Linked DNA regions of Homo sapiens: regions 2 and 3 are each linked to region 1. A link is a loop called in an ENCODE intact Hi-C map of the cell type or tissue named here. Cell type or tissue: endothelial cell of umbilical vein. All regions are shown on one strand. Links, peaks and the distances in the headings refer to the core of each region. The heading gives the core; the rest is flanking DNA.

Region 1 (4,154 bases), core at 34-2,533:
ACACACAAAGTGCCCCTGGGAGTGAGACCCAAGCCAGATCCACCAAGACCCGCAGGGGCCCAATACCCCACCCGCCGCGCGCACTGACACCCGGAGAGAGGGACGCACAGCGGCTGTGGGTGAAGCTTCACAAAACCCAGTCGATAGACACACGCACGAGTTGTACACAAAGCCTTGGGGCGCGCAGATACGCACACGCAGGTCCACGCTGTTGTACCCAAAGTTGCGCGCAGAAAGCCCCAGCACGCCGGCTGCCCACCGCGCCCGCTCCCGCCGGCCCAGTCCACACCCCCTGCTCCTGCCCTTGCCCACAGACGCGGGACCCGGAAGGCCGAACCGGACCAGGCGGAGGCCCGGGGAGGCCGGGTCCCCTGGTCGCATGTCCTTCGGCGGGCCGCGAGGTCAGGCTCGCCGTCCTTCGCCGCCACTCCCCGCCCCCGGCCCTCGGCCTCCTGCCGCCCCCAGCGGTCCCCTCTCCGCGTGCGTACCTGTGCCGGGCCTCCCTCCCCGCCTCACCACGCTGGGGCGAAGGGCGCCCGGCCGCCGGCGGGCGAGGGTGCGTCCTCTCCGGTGCCCGTCCGCCTTCCTGCAGCCGGCGTACGCCTGCGGGGGTCTCGCCTGCGGGGGTCTCTCTCCTGCGGCGCAGCCCGGAGGGCGCGGGCCCGGCCGCCACCGCCTCGCCCTCCCGGTCTCCCGCCCCCTTCCCGGCCCGGCCCGGAGCCACTGCCGAGGCGCACGTACCTACTCGCGCCGCGCGGAGCTGTACGGCGGCGGTGGCGGCCGCTGGGGAGGCGGGGGGGGGATCCGGGGACGGAGGGACGGGAGAAGGGGCGGGGGCCGGGGCTCGCCGAGCGCCGCGGAGGGAGCTCCGCCCGCGGCCGGCGAGGGCGCCCGGAGAGTTAGCAAGGAGAGGGACAGGAAGGCGGGTGATGGGCTGGGGCGAGGGTGCGGGGGCTCCGATCCACCGTCCTCCCCTCCCCTCCAGGCAGATCTGGATCGCCGGCGCCTGGGCTTAGGGAACTGGGGCTTGGAGCCCGCGGTCCACGGGCGCAGGGGCGGGGCGGGCGGGGGCTGCTGAAGAAGATCCCTCCCCACCACCGGAGAGCCCCTATTGCGCCAAGCGCAGGTGCCTCCCCACTCCTCACCCCCACTCTGCCACTTCCCCTTCCCCCCACCCCCACCCCGCACGCAGCCCCCAGGTAGGACCCCGGGTCCTCTCCGAGGTCCTTAGGTCGGGACGGTCTCCTCGGGCGCTTGCGGCTCCGTGGCTCAAGGGCGCCACCTGAAGGCTGCAAGAAAGAATCCGACGATCCCCCTCCCCCTTTTCTCTGCAATTTTTTTCTCCGTGGGACAGTGGAGTGCTCCGCCCAAGAGGGGTGTTCTCCTGGGGGCATTGCCAATGGCCAAACACACCCTCACCCTCCAAGGCCCAGCTGTGGGGCCTCTTCTCCTGGAACCCCTCCCTGGGCACACACCCACTTACCCCACGGGCCCCTCCATCTGGGCTCTCCTTTTGCCCGCACTGTTTGCTCTTGTCTCTGACGGTCGTGATTTTGTTTAAGGGTCAGCCTCCTCCATCGGATTGGCAGCTCCTGGAGAGCAGGACCCATGTCTGATCACCTAGAAGACCTAGGTGGGTGTGGGTGAACAGGCTGTGAAAAGGGGTGACTTTCACTTCTTTCCTTTACAGGGCCGGAGTTAAGATGAGTCCAGCGAAGTGCCTAGAGTACCAAATTCATGGAGACGTTTCCTCTTTGGGGAACACACGCCAACCCCAGAGACAGCTTTGGTCTGAATCGTGCAGGTTCCGGGAAGACACGGTGACCAGCTGAATCGTGTGGTCTCGGTTAGTACCTCTGGCCTCTGAGCCTGTATCCACTTCTGTCCATGAGGATTGTGAATGTGCAGGCTTTGAGGGCTCTGGGAAGGCCAGCAGAAGTTGGCCATGTGGAAGGACAGGCGAATGAGTGTGCCATGTCCTGCTCCTCGGCCACCTCATGAGCGGAGCCTGACCTGCCCTCCTCCAAAGTTCTGTGCAGCCCTCCCCAACCAGGAGACTGGAAGTCACCCTGGATGATGGATGCCTGTGCCTTCAAGGCCAGCATAGCCTAGCCCTAGGCAGGTCCACCAGGGCTGGGAAGGCCTCCATTTCCTCCCAGCCTTGCAGAGGCCTGGCCCGTTGTTAGAGACTTCAAAGGGATGCTAGCCCTGGCACCACACTCCTGTTCAAATCCCAGCTCCACCCCCACAGCTGGGTGCCCTGGTGTAAAGGACTGCCCTCCTGGAGCTCGGTTTCCTCCTCTGTGAAACGGATGTAGGAAGTGTTATGGGAATGGGATGAGATACCGCCTTTAAAGCACTCACTGTTCCTTCCCTCAGTCATGCGCTGTCCTACCTCAGCCTTTGCGCTGGCTGTTCCTTCTGCCTGGGACGTTTTTCTTTCTGATATTTCCCGCACTCACCCCCTTCCCTCACTTCCTTCAAGTCTTTGCTCAAATGCCACCTTCTCAGAGACGCCATTCCAGGCCATCCTTTCAAAAATAGCAGTGCCCCAGCACTCTTTACTCCCTCACTCTGAATTTTTCTCTATAGCACTTACCAACTGACATTAGTTTCTGTTTGCTTATTGCCACCTCCCCTAAAAAATAAGTGCCAAAAGAAGAGGGTTTTTGCCTGTTTCCCTCCCTGCAGTATCCCCAGACACTAGAAAAGGGGCTAACACCTAGGAAGCTCTGGATAAGTGCTCACTGAATAAAGAACAGAGAAAATGGGCAAATATTATATACTAGTTAGCTAGGTAGACTCCATCCCTACACTCAGGAAGCTTGTATTCTAGTGGGAGAAAAGGATAAGTAAATGTAACATTGCAGTTATAGTAAATGCTACCAAATAAAAGTATAGAGTGCAAGCCTCAAACAAGGGTGCCAACCTAGTCTTGGGGATAGGAATGGCTTCCTGTAAAAGTGTGGACTGAGCTGAGATTAGAAGGATGAGTAGAAGGCAACCAGATAAAGAGGGGAGGAAAGAGAAGTCCAGCAGAGCGCCTAGCATAGGCGAAGACCTTGGGGTAGAAGGAAGTGTGTGACGAGTTTGAGAGTTGCAGGAGACCAGTATGGTTGTCATGGAGGGCCTGATAAGGAACCTGGTAGGAGACGAGCCTGGGCTTAGCAGGTCAGGTCACTGCAGAGCCTTACAGGCCAAGTAATTTGTTCTTTATCCTCAGAGCAGTGGAGAGCCTCACTGATGAATGTAAGTAAAGGGTTAACAAAACCTTTTCCTCTTTTGCATGAGAATTTGACCTTTGGAAGCTCTGTTTCCTGGAAACAGATAAACATATGTCTGCTATGTTACTAAGCAACATTGCTTCTGATAAAAATGACCCCTGAGGAGGAGGCTAGAATGATCCATGTGGCAACAGATTAGAATTGGAGATACCAGAATGAACTCATGTTTAGCTTAATATAGATGCAGATGATTACATACAGAAAGTTATATATATATATAATACACACACACACACACACACACACACACGGGCTAGTATACACACATTTATTTCCTTACTGTCAGGCGAGAGGGCCTAGAAGCAATGATACTCCATAGCAACAAGCACACGTAGCACTGAAATCTTGGTTTCTAATACCATTCTCCAATAAAAGGATCCAAGGCTCCTTGAAGAAATTGCTGTTTATAGGACTTGGGCAGGAAACACTACAAGATGAGCCCAGAGCATCTGATAGTGCCAGAAAGTAAAGAAATGCTACACACACACACACACCACACACCACACACACATGCCACACACACTCTACACACACTACACATACACTACACACACCACACACACTACACACACATGCCACACACACACTCTACACACACACTACACACACCACACACATACCACATGCACCACACACACCACACGCACTACACACACACCATACACACAATACACATACTACACACACACCACACACATACACTACCTACACACACCACACACACTACACACACACCACACACACACACAAATGGTGGGGGTAGGAGCTAACTGAAAGAGTTCCCAATGGCCAAAGCTGGAAAAATTTGAGTGACAAAATAAATAAGGTAATATTGGACTGTAACAAAAAGTATGAAATAAATATCTATGA
Region 2 (4,154 bases), core at 561-3,060, 230 kb before region 1:
TGGGGGGTAAGGAGGGGCAGCGGGTAAAACAGCAAGGACTAGAAGACCCACTTGCGAGAAGGCTTCTTCAGCTACAAGTCTGGCTGGAGGATCCATTCCACCTTGTGGATGGTAGGTTGGCTATGGCTATGGGTGAGGGTGGGAGTCATGGGGGGCTGAGTGGGAGCCATCAGACCCCAGGGCTGAGTCCACATGTTCCAGGATCTGACAGCTTAGGAGGCTTAGCAATTCCAGGGCTGGCGCCCCCATGAATAGCTTCTCCAGGATTTTGCAAGTGCTGTTTCCTCCCCCTCCCCACCCATCTCATTAACACCTCGCACTCTTTAATTCTCAGCTTGGCTATCTGGTCCTGGAGGAGGAGCTCCCTAACCCCTGTATGCCTTAGACAGGATATGCTAGATCCTGTCCTCATGGAAGGTCTTATCACATTGTTGGAATTGACTGTCTGCAGACTGAACGCTTGGAGGACAAGGCAGGGTCTTTATCACCAGCACCCAGGACAGTACCAGGCACACAGTAGGCACTTTATGCATATTCACGGAATGAATGAATGGGTGAGACTGATGGATTTTGAATGACTTGAACTTGAGCCTCAGTTTTTCCTCCTAGAAGTTAGCTGGCAACGTAGCTGTGAAGGTGGCAGGAGATAGGTGGGAAATGCGAGGTTAGTAAGAGGAATTGGTAGAAAAATGGTAGTTATGATTTATGCTGAAGAGAGAAAAGCAAAGGAAATTAGATATTGCACCTGAAATGCTTAGCTATGTTTGGTGCAGAATAGGTGCTCCATAAATATAAGATGACGTCATCATCCTCATCCTCATCATTACTATTATTTGTATTATAAGAATGCACATTTCCTGAGTTAGAAGGTCCACATACGATGGCTTGAAATTTTCCTCTGGGCTGGGTGCGGTCGCTCACACCTGTCATCCCAGTACTTTGGGAGACTGAGGCAGGAGGATCGCTTGAGCCCAGGAGTTCAAGACCAGTCTGGGCAACATAGCAAGACTCTTTCTCTACAGATAATTTTAAACATAGCTGGGTATTGTGGTGTGCATCTGTAGTCCCAGTTACTTGGGAGGCTGAGGTGGGAGGATCAACTGATCCCTGCAGGTCGAGGCTGCAGTGAGCCGGGATCATGTCACCGACCTCCAGTCTGGGCGATAGAGCTATTACCCATCTTAAAAAACAAACAAACAAAGACAGAAAAAAGAAATTTTCTTCCAAGCGAAAATGGAGAGGTGTAATCCCCATAGGTCACCTGGGCCAGATGTCTGGGCAGGAGGTCATGCTCTGAGTCAGATTTCCCTTCTGTGCAAGGAAGGACCTGGGACAGGGACCTCTGAGTCTGACACTCTCTGCACAGCTGAGAAGGCCATTCAGCTGAAGTCCCCATTGCAACTGTTGTCCTTCAGCCTGAGGCAGTCAGTCCTTCGGTCTGAGGCAGCCTGTCCCTTGCCCTCGGCTACCCTCCACCCTGCTCCAGTCCTGCTAGGAGAGAACCGCAACACGACCCCGTTTCAGAAATGCGCTCCTTGACAAGCCTGGCTGCGACCTGTTCCTGGTTGACTGCCGTCATCCGGTGGCAGCATGTGGGAATGACATGCAGGGCTGTGGTGAGGATGAGGATGGAGTGAGCGGGTGGGGGGAACTGCAGAGAGGGCCCTAGTGTGGCCCAGTTGGAAGCGGTGACAGGAAGAACCCACCAGGGATTCCTCAGCTCTGGCCAAGGGGTTGTTCTCTCCCTCTGGCATAGCATCCAGAAGGCCAATAGCAGCGGAACCTCCCCCTGGGCTCTGCCCAGACTGCCTCTCTTTGGCTGTGTGACCTCACCCTGTTTCTGAGCTTCTCTGTGAACTTCTCCAAGCTTGGCTTGTAAGAAGGGAGTGGGCGATGCCCACCTGACAGCAGAGTCTCCTTCCCAGAGAGGCCCCTCAATCCTCCAGAGAATGTGGGAGAGGCTGGGATTTGAAAGGATTGGAGCTGGGGGCAGGGAACGTCTGAGATGGAAAGGTTATAGGAGGGGCTTAGGCCCTGAAGAAATTTCATCCTGTAATTTGAAAATATTAAAAAACCACCACAGCCCCCAGCTGAGGACAGAGGACCAGGCCCCCCAAGAAGAAAGAACATGGCCAGGGAATTGCAGTACTGGAAACTTCTACCCTTATGTTGGTCTTTTAGAATTGTGAAAATTAGAACGTTCAGCATCCTAAAACTGGAATCTTAACAGAAAACACTATATAGTGTATGTATGTGTGTGTGTGTGTGTGTGTGTATATATATATATATTTATATATATATTTATTTATATAGGGGCTGGGTACAGTGGCTCATGCCTGTAATCCCAGCACTTTGGGAGGCTGAGGTGGGAGGATCATTTGAGGCCAGGAGTTCAAAACTAGCCTGGGTAACATATTGAGACCCCCATCTCTACAAAAAATAAAAAATTAGCTGGGTGTGGTGGTGTACACCTGTAGTCCCAGCTACTTGGGAGGCTGAGGCAAGAGGATTGCTTGAGGCCAGGAGTTTGAGGCTGCAGTGAGTTGTGATCGTACCACTGCACTCCAACCTGGGTGACAGATCAAGACCCTGCCAAAAAAAAAAAAAAATTAAAAAGATACACACACATACACACACACATACAGACTAAACTCTGTAGAATCAGATCATTGAGCCTTGAGGTCAGAATCAGAATTGCAGCTGCAAATCTAGACTCAGCCCTCTGAGCTGGAAGTCATCTGAGAGCCACCTCTCCCCTCAGCTTGTCCTGGAAAGAATGTTTGCTCTCACTGCCTGCTCCTAAACTTGTTTGCAATGAATAGATCTGGGGGAGGGCCCCAAAACCTGAATTTCTAAAAGGCTCCCCAGGGGATTCTGTTGTTGGGTCTTCCAGATTTCGGCAATAGATTTAATTTAGCCAGGCTTCCTCTTCATCACATTCATCACATGGGAAAACTGAGGCCCCGGAAGGGGAAGTGACTTGACCTGGACCCCATCAGATAGCTGGTGACAGGCTGGAGCTCCCACCTGTGCCTCCCAATGCCAAGGCCACTCTCACCAGCAGCCCAGGGTGTTTAGATGGCCCCGTGGGACTGTCAACCTCCTAGGTACCCCTGGTCCCTGAGACATCTGGTTCGTGAAACTGCGAGGTTCTGGGGATCGAGGTGTCACCCTCTTCTGCCTCTGGCTGAGTCTGCTTCTTGAGAGTAGCCTGGAGGGGCTGAGGGCCCCTCCTCTTTTATCAGCTCCCCCCAAGCTGAAACCCCACCCCAATCCCCAATACACTCTGACCCCTCTCAGCCCCAAGCATTCCTGTGAAAACCACTCCACATGTTTTAAATTCTGCTACTCCAAACTCAGCAGTATCATGGTTTTGCAACACCCTCTTGATGCTCAAGAAGCATTTACAAGTTTCTTTTCCCTTTATTAAGAAAGTTTTAAAAAAAAGTTAGGGTCTTGAAACAATAACAACGGAGCATTTCAGAGGCACAAACGTTTGCAGAAGAGAAGCTGGTGGCCTGGCCAGGCGGAGGAGGGGGCTCTAGCTGTTCTCGGGGAGGTGAGAGCAGGGAAGTCAGAGAGAGGGTGGGCCTGCTGGGAGGGGGGGGTTCAGGCCAGGGCTCCCCAGCTGCCAGGTGGAGGGCAGGTCTGAGGGTGGGTGCTCTCTTGGGGTCGGGAATGTAATATTTCATCACCTAGAGCCTCTCCCCCAGCCTGCTGACCATCTTCCTTCCCCAGGCCACCCCTGGGCCCCTTGGAGCTCCGACTCTTGCTTCTCCTGCCCATTCCTGTCCCAGTCACGGAGCCCTACGTGTTCAGGCCAACCAGTCACGGCAAATACAAATCCCGTTTCTGAGGATTCCGGGGAGCAGAGCAGGAAGGGGGTGTTATGATGGCAGAAGGATAGGCAGTGAGGACAGACTTGCTTCCAAGCTGGGTCTGACCTGGAGACTCCTCCCAGCGTCGTTCCTGCCTAGGGCGAGGGGCGTCACAGCGAAGCACAGATGCTCAAGTCACTGGTGGTGGGTGTGGGCGAGTGTGGTGGTGGGTGTGGGGGAGTGTGGTGGTGGGTGTGGGGCAGTGTGGTGGTGGGTGTGGGCGAGTGCGGTGATGGGTGTGGGCAAGTGTGGGGGTGGGTGTCAGCGTGTGGGGGT
Region 3 (4,154 bases), core at 561-3,060, 77 kb before region 1:
CTCATTCAGGGTGCTACCTATCACCCCTTAGCTTACAAATGTGCAAATTAAGGCTCAAAGAGGCAAAGCAACTTGCCCAAGTCTACACGGGAAAGCCAAGCTGTGTGTGTGTGTGTATGTGTGTGTGTCCTGACTGCTTGACCAGATTGTGAATTCAGCTCCAGGTAGAGTACAAAGAATACATTTGGAAACAGTCTGGTGCTTGATGGGGGCCAGGTAATGCTGTGATTAAACAGCAGGTTCCAGGGGCCTTGGCAGGTTGCACAATCTCCAGGGAGTGAGACTGCAGCAGTACTGTTAGTACCGTTGGTGGTGTCTTTGACTCCTGCAAATCCTAAAGAACAGTTCAGGCCTAGGTGGTGGTCTCTTTCTGTCCCTTCCTAGCTCTCCACCTAAGAAAATTGCCCAGGGTCATACTGCTTGTAAGTGAAAAAGCCGGGATTTGAGCCCAGGAAGTCTGACTTGCAAACTTGCATGCTGCAGGGTTCAAGACTTGGACTTAAACCCAAGTTTGTTCTTCTCAGCTGTGTGACCCTGGAAAAGTTGCTTAAGTTCTCTGAGCTACTTAACTTCTCATTTAAAAGTTGTTATGAAAATTGAATTAGATAACATGAGCCAAGTGCCAGACACATAGTAAATCCTCAATAAATAGGTGCTGTTTTCCAAGGCCTCATTATCTCAAATAATGAGCCACCTCTTAGGGGCCCTTATCATGAGCCAGGTACTGTGGGAGGCATTTTATTGACATCATGTTCAGAAATTCTCCCAACAGCCCTTGGGGAGACACCACTATAACCCCTATTTGACAATTTGATAAGCCATTTCCCCAAAGTTGCACAGTGAGTAAGCAAAGAGGCCGAGATGTAAACCCAGGTTCCCTGACTCCAAGGCCTAGACACTTTTCTACACTATGCACCTGCTAATGTATTTATTCACTCATCACATATTTATTGGGCACCTACTATGTATGCCAGGCTCTGTTCTAGGTGCCAGGACTATAGCAGTGAACCAAACAGACACAAATCCCTGTGCTCATGAAGCTGATGTTCTGGTTTGGGGAGCATCAGGCAGAGCTTCTAGCCTTTCAAGGTAATACTGGTCACCCCTCCCACCTGCCTGACCAAGGTGGGCAAGTGCCTGATGGAACTTTGGAGTTGGAGCTGGACATGGGTGGCATGGGGGCAAGGCAAGGATCAGGCCCAAGTCTGTGAAAGGATGGAGACAAAGAGAAGTAGGGGGTACAGGAAAGAGAGTGGCCTCAGAAACCGACCCTCTGTGCCTCCAAGGACTTGGGTTCTCTGGGGACCGTCTCTCCCTGAAGGCAACGATCCCCAGAGCTAAAATCAGGTATTTCCAGGTGTGAAGGCTGATTGCAGTGTGGACAGAGCCTGCTGGGGGGGCTCTGGTCTAGGGCTCCCCTGAACCTCCTGGTGGAATGAAGTCAGGATGGAGGAGAGTGTGCCTCTCCCTGCGTGGCTGCCATCTGTGGACATTTGGGTGGGCCAGGGTGCCCTCTTGTGGCCTCCCTTGTCTCTGCAGAGACTCTTCATGTGTCCCTGTGGTTGGAGGAGCTTCCCATGCCTAGATCGTTTCTCTGTTCCCAGCCTGGACCCTTGACCCTTTTTTCTATTCCCAGCCTTTTCTGCCCCTGAGGTCTGAAAAATGGTCCTCGTCATGACTCTTGGCTTTTCCTGTGTAGATCTTGAAACTCAGAGCTCAGAATCCCGCAAGCCCTTAGTGATGCTGTTGGAGGCATGGCACTGTGATGAGGAGGCAAGCAGGCTGACCGCCTGGCTCAAATCCTGACCCTGCTGCTTAGGACAATGGCACAACTTCTCCCTTATTTTTCTCATTTTTAAAGCGAAGATAATAATAGTTTCTACCTTAAAGTGTTGTTCTGGGAATTAAATGAGACAATATACATTGAGCAATTTGTCAAAGCCCCAGTACTACCCCCCGACCCCCACCACACACACACACTCACACTCACACCTTTTATGCCTTCCCTTAGTATTTCAGAGGCCTGAAACCTAACAAGTGCATTTTTCAGAATGACTTGCCAGCTGGGTTCCAAGTTAGATCCAGCCACTGGGAGGCAGAGGCAGGGGCACATTATTGCTTCTCCAACAGCAGTGGCAGAATCTTGAGTTTTAGGTTTCAGTTTGGCAGCAGCCTCTGCAGGTCCCCCCACCACCCTACATACACACAGACTGCCCCAGGATGGGAGGCAGCTGTGATCACTGCTGGTGGTTTTCTGAAGCTCCTGCAATGTCCAGACTTTCTGAAAGCTGGTGGCAGCTTTCCCCAATCTTTACATTCCAATCCATCCACTGGTTCAGTAAGCATCATATTTTTCCCATTAAATCCCCTTCTGCTGGATGTCAAGCAACCAGGGCTCTCATTCATTGTTGGCAGGTGTGGAAAATGGTATGACCATTTTGGGAACACATTTGGCAGTTTCCTATAAACATATACTCTACCATAAGATCCAGCAATTCTACACCTAGGAATTTATCCAAGACCAGTGAAATCATAAGGCCATACCAAGACCTGTCCATGTATGTCTACAGCAGCATTACTCATCACCATCCCAAGCTGGAAACAACCCAAATGCCCATCAATAAGGGACTGGACAAACTGGCACATCCATACAACACAATATTACTCAATAAAAAGGAAGGTACTGATACACACAACATGGATGAAGTTTGGACATGATGATGAGTGAAAAAAGGCATGAAGGGGTATTATTTTATGTGTCAACTATGGAGGGGTGCCAAACCTTCAAGAAAATAATTGCCACACAGCTGTGAGGAGTGCAGTTTGCTAACGTCCTCCGGCCATAGGACCACTGGGATCATGCTGAAGCCATGCTCTTTACGGGCAGCCCACCGAGCAGAGACAGCACTAAGGCCTGGCCATTTCAATCCAACAGGGAACTCTCTATGATATTTCTTGGTGCTGGAGTTCTCCGTTGGGCTGGCTGAGACTTTCTCACTAATCCTTATTCCTTCCTTCTCTTCTTTTGTAGGAGCCAGATCAGCAGAAAGGCCTGAAGGTTCTCCCCACATACTCCTGTTCCCACTCCCCTTTTCCTTTTGTGACTTATCCCCAATAAACCTCTAACACTGCTAACTCCATCTTGACATCTGCTTCCTGGGGCATTGTATACATTTCATTTATATGAACTTTTAAGAGAGGCAAAATTAGATACCAAAAATATAGATGCAAAAAACACAGATCAGTGGTTGCCTGGTGATATGATTTGGATGTTTTGTCCCCTCCAAATCTCCTGCTGAAATGTGACCTCCAATGCTAGAAGCGGGCATAGGGGGAGGTGTTTGGGTCATGGGGGTAGATTCCTCATGAATGGCTTGGTGTCCTCCCCATGGTAATGAGTGAGTTCTCACTCTATTAGTTCATGTGAGAGCTGGTTATTTAAAGGATCCTGGCACCTCTTCCTTGCTCCCTCCCCTTCTCTTTCTCCATATGACATGCATGCTTCCCCTTTGCCTTCCACCATGATTGAAAGCTTCCTAGGCCTCACCAGAAGCCAAGCAGATACTGGTGTCATGCTAGACAGCCTGCAGTGCCTTTCTTTAGAAATTACCCAGTCCCAGGTATTCCTTTATAGCAATGCAAAATGGACTAACACACCTCAGCTAGAGGCTGGAGAGATTAACTGCCAAGGCACATGAGGAAATTTTTTGGAGTCATGTAAACATGCTATATCTTGGTCATGGTGGTTACGCTGGTCTATACATTAGGCAAAACTCATGAAGTATACAACTAAAACGGGTGATTTTATTGTATGTAAATTATCTCAATAGAGATGAATTTTTAAAAATCCTTTCTTTCTGGAAATACCTAGAGAATACGGTGGTTATAAGACTGTGTGCATTTGTCAAAACTCAGAGTTATACACTAAAAAGGGGGAGTTGTACAATCTATAAATTATGTTTTTGGCCAGGCATGGTGGCTTACGCCTGTAATCCCAACACTTTGGGAGGCCAAGGCAGGTGAATCACTTGAGGCCAGGAGTTCGAGACCAGCCTGGCCAACATGGTGAAACCCCATCTCTACTAAAAATACAAAAATTAGCTGGGCCTGGTGGTGCGTGCCTGTAATCCCAGTTACTTGGGAGGCTGAGGCAG

Evidence for each region. Hi-C counts contacts between places; a loop is a spot of excess contacts. Peaks named below come from ENCODE experiments on the same cell type or tissue, not always from the same donor. Only the 100,000 strongest peaks of a DNase experiment are listed, where the experiment ranks them.
Region 2: a loop joins it to region 1, with 3 times the contacts of the local background. A loop is called at or near these places in 9 of 110 quality-filtered maps.
Region 3: it touches region 1 in a loop (5-fold over the local background); 4 of 110 quality-filtered maps call a loop at or near these places.

What each region holds. Positions count from the first base shown.
Region 1 is chr20:1,184,650-1,188,803 of GRCh38, forward strand. It overlaps TMEM74B (transmembrane protein 74B), which reads right to left and starts at 332. Exons shown (of 3, transcript NM_001304748.2): 1 at 1-332. In endothelial cell of umbilical vein, for the core only: a CTCF peak has its summit at 1,313 (motif pointing left); a DNase peak (open chromatin) is centred at 1,282; H3K4me3 peaks cover 1,054 bases; H3K27me3 peaks cover 237 bases.
Region 2 is chr20:955,049-959,202 of GRCh38, forward strand. It overlaps RSPO4 (R-spondin 4), which reads right to left. Exons shown (of 5, transcript NM_001029871.4): 5 at 3,404-4,154. Among named protein-coding and RNA genes, the nearest start is that of ANGPT4, 41 kb to the left of the region's middle. In endothelial cell of umbilical vein, for the core only: a CTCF peak has its summit at 1,610 (motif pointing left); a DNase peak (open chromatin) is centred at 1,543.
Region 3 is chr20:1,107,110-1,111,263 of GRCh38, forward strand. No RefSeq gene overlaps it. Among named protein-coding and RNA genes, the nearest start is that of PSMF1, 9.4 kb to the right of the region's middle. RefSeq lists an enhancer at 1,557-1,606. In endothelial cell of umbilical vein, for the core only: a CTCF peak has its summit at 1,516 (motif pointing left); no DNase peak of the experiment used is centred there.